Linked DNA regions of Homo sapiens: region 2 is linked to region 1. A link is a contact called in ENCODE Hi-C or POLR2A ChIA-PET data. All regions are on one chromosome and are shown on one strand. The core of a region is the stretch at or near the end of the contact, and the rest is flanking DNA. Distances in the headings are between cores, read along the strand shown. Region 1 overlaps HRH1 (histamine receptor H1). Region 2 overlaps ATG7 (autophagy related 7).

Region 1 (2,927 bases), core at 197-2,696:
AAGCTTGGAGGCAAGTAAGATGTCCTTTGGTAAGTGAATGGGTAAACTATGGTTCATCCAGATAATGAGATACTATTCAATGTTAAAAATAAATAAGCTATCAAGCCATGGGGAGAGATGGAGGAAACTGACATGCATACTATTAAGTGAAAGAAGCCCATCTGAAAACGCTACGTACTATATGGTTCCAACTGTATGACGTCCTGGAAAAGGCAAAACTTTGGAAACAGTAAAAAGATCAATGGTTAGCAGGATTTGGGCAGGGGAAGGGATGAATAGGCAGATCACAGATGATTTTTAGGAGAGTAAAAAATGCACGGTATTAGAATGATGGATACATATTATCCATTTGTCCAAACCCACAGAAAGTGCAACATCAAGAGGGAGCCCTCATGGAAACTGTGGCTCTGGGTGACAATGATGTGTCATGTAGGCTCATCCGTGGTAACAAATGCACCACTCTGTGGGGATGTTGACAGTGCAGGGGACTGTGCATATGTGAGGACAGAGGGTACATGTAAATCTCTATATCTTCAGCAGAATTTTGCTGTGACCCTAAGACTGCTTGAAGAAAAATAAAGTCTTCGTTAAAACAAAACAAAACATCTTGGCTAGGGGATGGAGGAGGGTGGGGGCCAGGAGGTCAATACCACATAGGGTCAGGATGCTAAAAGCTGGAAGAAGTCTTAGAAATCATCTAGTTAAAGTGGCTCCCAAACAAAGGTTCCCTTTATTTTTAATTAATTATTTATTTATTTATTTATTTATTTATTTATTGAGATGGAGTCTTGCTCTGTCACCCAGGCTGGAGTGCAGTGGTGTGATCTTGGCTCACTGCAACCTCTGCCTCTTGGGTTCAAGTGATTCTCCTGCCTCAGCCTCCCGAGTAGCTGGGATTACAAGGCGCTCACCACCACACCGGGCCAATTTTTGTATTTTTAGTAGAGACAGGGTTTCGCCATGTTGGCCAGGCTGGTCATGAACTCCTGACCTCACATGATCTGCCCCCCTTGGCCTCCCAAAGTGTTGGGATTACAGGCGTGAGCTACAGCGGCCAGCCTCAAAGTTTCCTTTTAATCTTTCCTTTTATTAGAAATTAGAAATAATTTTATCTACCGCAAAACTCAACCGTATGTATTAAGGAAGAATCCATTTTCCCCACCTCTGAATTACCCCAAGACCTCCAGCTCTTCAGTCCTGGTGCCTGCCCCGGTGAGGGGGGAGTATGTGGAGACAGCCAGCCCAGGCAATTTGGCAAAACAAGAGACTGCCCAACACTGCCACAGGCCTGGGCGGCAGACAAATGATTTCCTTTAACTTCTCGGAAAAGTTAACAATAGCCTGGACTTCACAGAGAGGGGCAAGGTCCCCGCTTTTATTTTTCCCAGCTGGACATGCTTCCTGTGAGCAACTCAGCAGGCACTTGGCAAGGCCCAGACAGGCTAGCTTTCTTCCTGGGCATGTCCCCCTTGAGGGTGTGGCAACAGCCCTGGTGACACCTGGAATTTTCAGACAGCCCTTCTCCGACTAGTCTAAGGATATGCTGTTTTTTCAGCCTGTTTCTTGGAACCCCATGTTTAACCTCAGGTCCTTATGAACCTCTGCAGAGGTTTCCCTCACTCTGATCCCCACTGTTAGGCACACACCCCAAAGCATCCAGGACACAGTGACTTCCTCTTAGCTCCTCTCCCTCATGTCTTTCTCTGCCCCTCCCACTGCCCTCTACCGTCCCCCAAGTCTAGTCTCTCTGCTTTGCTCTGGTTGCACCATTACTCACCATCCCATAATACCCCGTGCCCTTTCAGACTTTGGAGCTTGTGCACATGCTGTCCCCTTTGCCTATGAAAGGGCTTCCTCCATCTGAGCACCTGGCAAACTTCCATACAAGCAGGGCAAGTCAAATCCTTCTCCTGCACATCAGAGGCTTGCCTCTGTCAGCCCCTCTCTGGCCGTAGGGCAATTGGTTTATGTGCACTCTGCTTCCCCTTCTAGACTGAGGGGATCCTCTGAGAAAGATGGCATGTTTCCTCTGTTTGAGCTCCAGTTTGGACAGGGCCAGTAAGCAGCAGCGGGCCTCTGGATACCTTTCTCTAGCGAATCCACTGATAGATCCCCGAAAACTGCACACAGCATTTTGAGGGCAGGGGCATCTTTCTGAGGAGAGGCCCTCAAAGGGATCTATTCCCCCTTAAAAAACAAAGAATTCTACTCTAGACCCTCAGCATCTTAATGGAAGGGGATATGTCTAATCTTTTCCTCTATTTCACAGCTCTGCACATAGTAGGCCATTACTATAAAATGATATTAAGTCATGGAGTTTTTTTGAGCTGGTGATCTAGTCCAGCCTTCCCATTTCCCAGATGAAGGAGCTGAGCCCCAGAGCAGGGAAATGCCTTACTCATTTGTAAGCCAAATGGAATGATCAGGGGAAATGACTTTCTGCGTAAGGGTTAGGTAATGGTCATATATTAATATTAATTTCCTCACCCTTCCATGTATTCCCTAATCAGTTTTCAAGTTTCTACTCTGTGCGAGGTATAAGTGTGGGGATGCAGAAATGAACAGCACATAGTTCCTGCTCTTGGAGAGCTCACAAGCTGCAGGAAGAGATGAATGCCTGGATCATGGAGAAGCTAGACAGAGGAGGGAGGAATGATTTCCTGGCCTGGCCTCTAGGAAGCTTTGTGGAGAAGTGGCATCCAAGCTGTGCACAAAGGATGTCCCAGGCTCTTCAACGGCAGAGCTGAGCCCATGTCCCTGCTGTATTCTCCAAACAGTCACAGACCATATGGTCTCTCTATGGCATAGAGTAGTCATTAGGATGATCTAGGCTGTGAGTAACAGAAAACCCCAACTCACTTGGCTTATGTAATAAGGAAATGTATACTCCCTCTAATGAGAAGTCCCAAGTTAGGGCAGCTCCAGGG
Region 2 (2,927 bases), core at 177-2,676, 130 kb before region 1:
AGACATTTAGAAAAAATCCTCTAGGACGTGGGTTCTTTTGGTTCCCTCTGCTCTCCCCATCTGAACTTCCATATTAAGCAGCAGTACCTCAGTCAGTAGTTAGGAAGCCCATTTGCACTGTGTAGACTTACCACCTGGATAATTGTAGATTGTCTCCCTCAGAGAACAATCTATAATTTATCTATCTTCATATTTTTAAATAAACATTTTTATTTAAGTAAAGCAGACACATTACACAAATCCCAAGTATAAAGAAGGCTGTCTTATGCCTTCTCTCAGTCATTAACCACTGCCTTCAAAAGTAACAACTACTCTAAGTCCATACATTGGTTTTGCCTATTTTAACTTTACATAAATGGAATCATGGAGTATGTATTATTTTAGGTCCAACTTATTTCACTTAATATTATGTTTTTAAAATTCAGCCATGCTGATCTCTGTATTAATAGTTCACTCAGATTCATTGTATATGACATTTCATCATAAGGGATATACTTAAATTTATTATTCATTTCATTATTGAAGAACGTGTGAACTATTCCCAGCTTTTGGTTATTGAGAATAATGCTTCTGTAAACATTCTTGTATATGTGTTTTGCTTCTATCTATGTAGGTATTTCAGTGAGTAATATACTTGAGAGTAACATTGCTGAGCCATAGATATTTTTAATTTTGGTAGATACTGCCCAACATTTTTCCAGCAGTATTTGCTCCACATCTTCGACAACACTTGGTACAGACATTTTTATTAAATACTTTTGGTGGATATGTAGTAGCATCTCATTATGGTTTTAATTTTTATTTCCTTAATGACATGATGTTGGGCATCTTTTCAAATGTATATTGGCTTTTAAGATATCCTCTGTTTTAATTATTTTAGGGTTAAGAAAAATGGAGAATGACAGCAGTAGGAAAATCCTATCTGAAAGAAACCCAGACAGCTAGAAGGGAGGGCTACAGAATTTGTGTCAGGACCTCTGGCTACCAACTCTACCATACACTAAAACATCTTTAGCACAGAATGATCAGAGTATGCAGGTCCCTAACAGACCTGCTTAAGGTTCACTAGTATGGAAATTGGGTTATGACTGATTTATTGATTACCTGGTTTCCATGCCCAAAATGAAAAAATAATGCATTTAGGAAAACAGAGATACAAATAGAAACAGACACATTGTAAAACATATACTGGCAAAGGCAGACAGACAGACAAACACACACTCTTGTAAATACCATCTGTGGGCTGCTAGGACCAAAAAATTCCTCAAAGGCCATCCAGGGTACTGGGCTAAGTTACAGGGATCATATACACCAATTGTTATCTGTGAACAAAAAAGACTTTCTGAGTAAGTCGAGTATCATGTCAGCTTCACAATACAGACATTGCTCATACTTCCTCTTTGCTTTTTTATGCTTTCTGCAAAGCCTTAAAAATTAAACATCTGGTAAAGGGCTAAGGGGAGGAGAAGAAAGCCACAGGATCTCACACTGCACTACAGAACTTCTTGATAGCAGGGGCTATCAAATTCTTGTCTGCACCCCCTGTGCCTTGCATTGTGCCTGGCAGAAAGTAGGAGCTAAATACACGTAGAAGGAAAAAAGACTGGAAGGAAGATGGGGAATGAAGGAGGACAGTCAAGAGAGTTTGTAGAGAAAATCCTCTTGTAAACAAAGAAATATAATCTGTGAAAATTGCTCATTTTTATGCAATGAGAAAATCAAAGAAGGGCCACTACCAATGTAAGTGTACAGTCAGATCAAGTTAAACAGCCAGTTACTCTTGATTTTGCTAACATATATTTCCTCCCTCCCCTTTCCCATCCCACTCCAATCCCGATCTTCATCTGGAAAACTCTACTCAATTTAAAATACCGTTTCTTCAGTGAAGACTTCTGCTGGCAGAAGTAGTTGGCCTGTCCTTGCTGCTTTCACAGCTCTTTGAACCTTGTATATAACATTTTTCATTTTCTGTCTCCTTCCTTTCAAAGACAATGAGCACCCAGCACCCAGATACTGACTTCTAAATACCATTCTCCAAGAAAATAAATCGGGGCTCCTTGGACACATGGTTAATTCTAGGGCTCAGGCAGGGAAAATACAAGAGAAGCTTGGAGCATCTTATAATATCAGGAAAGAAGGAGGTACTCAAAAAACAAATGAATTGGGGCATGCCAAGGTGATACAGGCACCAACTGTAAGAGTTATCAATAGCCAAGGCTGGAACAATTTGTGCAACAATATAAATAATATGATGTTGAATTATAACCCAAAGTATAAAATAAGTATCTACGAGTCCACACTGATATAAATAAAGAATGGAATAAATGTGAAGGGACAAGTCTTCCTTAAAGAAAATTTCCAAACTATATAAGCAAATACTGGCCTCTTCAGAAGCAAAATTTAAACCTTCCCCTCCTTAAAGGTAGCTGGAATTACTGATTTACTTTCAAAGAAAAAATAGTATTTTTACAGTGGAGAAACCTGGCAAATATTACCTTAAGCAAGCAATCAATTTAACATTACCAAGGATGTCATGTGGATATCAGGTGATAAGGGTACTTCACTCAGTGGTATTTTTTCCAAAAACCCATAACCCCAGTCTAATCACAAGAAAACATCAGACAAATGCAAATTAAGGGACATTCTATAAAAATAACTAATCAGTACTCCTCAAAAATGTCAAGGTCATCAAAAAAAATCAAAGAAAGCCTGAGAAGCAATTACAGATCAGAGGAAACTAAGGAGGAGACATGACAACGAATTGCAATGTAGTATCCTGGACTGGATCCTGAACAGAGAGTATTGCAGGAAAAAACTGGTGAAATCGGAAATGTCTAGAGCTGAGTTAATAGTAATGTAAGAATTCTGGCTTCTTAGTTTTGACAAATGAACCGTGGTGATATAATGTGACAACATTAGAAAAAACT

The links. Hi-C counts contacts between places; a loop is a spot of excess contacts on that map. ChIA-PET counts read pairs that join two places held with the same protein, here RNA polymerase II (POLR2A). Pooled maps may share reads with other maps.
Region 2: a map of endothelial cell of umbilical vein shows a loop between it and region 1 (6-fold over the local background). The contact joins two enhancer-like sites. A Hi-C loop is called at or near these places in 1 of 168 maps with a recorded cell type or tissue (endothelial cell of umbilical vein) and 5 of 50 pooled maps. POLR2A ChIA-PET finds 5 or more read pairs at or near these places in 2 of 52 experiments (AG04450 and endothelial cell of umbilical vein).

The regions. Positions count from the first base shown.
Region 1 is chr3:11,200,255-11,203,181 of GRCh38, reverse strand. The region is part of intron 1 of HRH1 (histamine receptor H1); the gene reads right to left. All of the region lies in intron 2 of LOC102723663 (a long non-coding RNA gene), which reads left to right. Among named protein-coding and RNA genes, the nearest start is that of HRH1, 47 kb to the right of the region's middle. Within about 2 kb of position 1,446, at least 5 of the 41 ENCODE cell types and tissues checked have a DNase peak (open chromatin) inside an H3K27ac peak, as active enhancers do; they include endothelial cell of umbilical vein, where a contact is called at or near this core.
Region 2 is chr3:11,329,735-11,332,661 of GRCh38, reverse strand. ATG7 (autophagy related 7) reads right to left here. Exons shown (of 21, transcript NM_001349232.2): 10 at 1,234-1,322. Among named protein-coding and RNA genes, the nearest start is that of ATG7, 59 kb to the right of the region's middle. Within about 2 kb of position 1,426, at least 2 of the 41 ENCODE cell types and tissues checked have a DNase peak (open chromatin) inside an H3K27ac peak, as active enhancers do; they include endothelial cell of umbilical vein, where a contact is called at or near this core.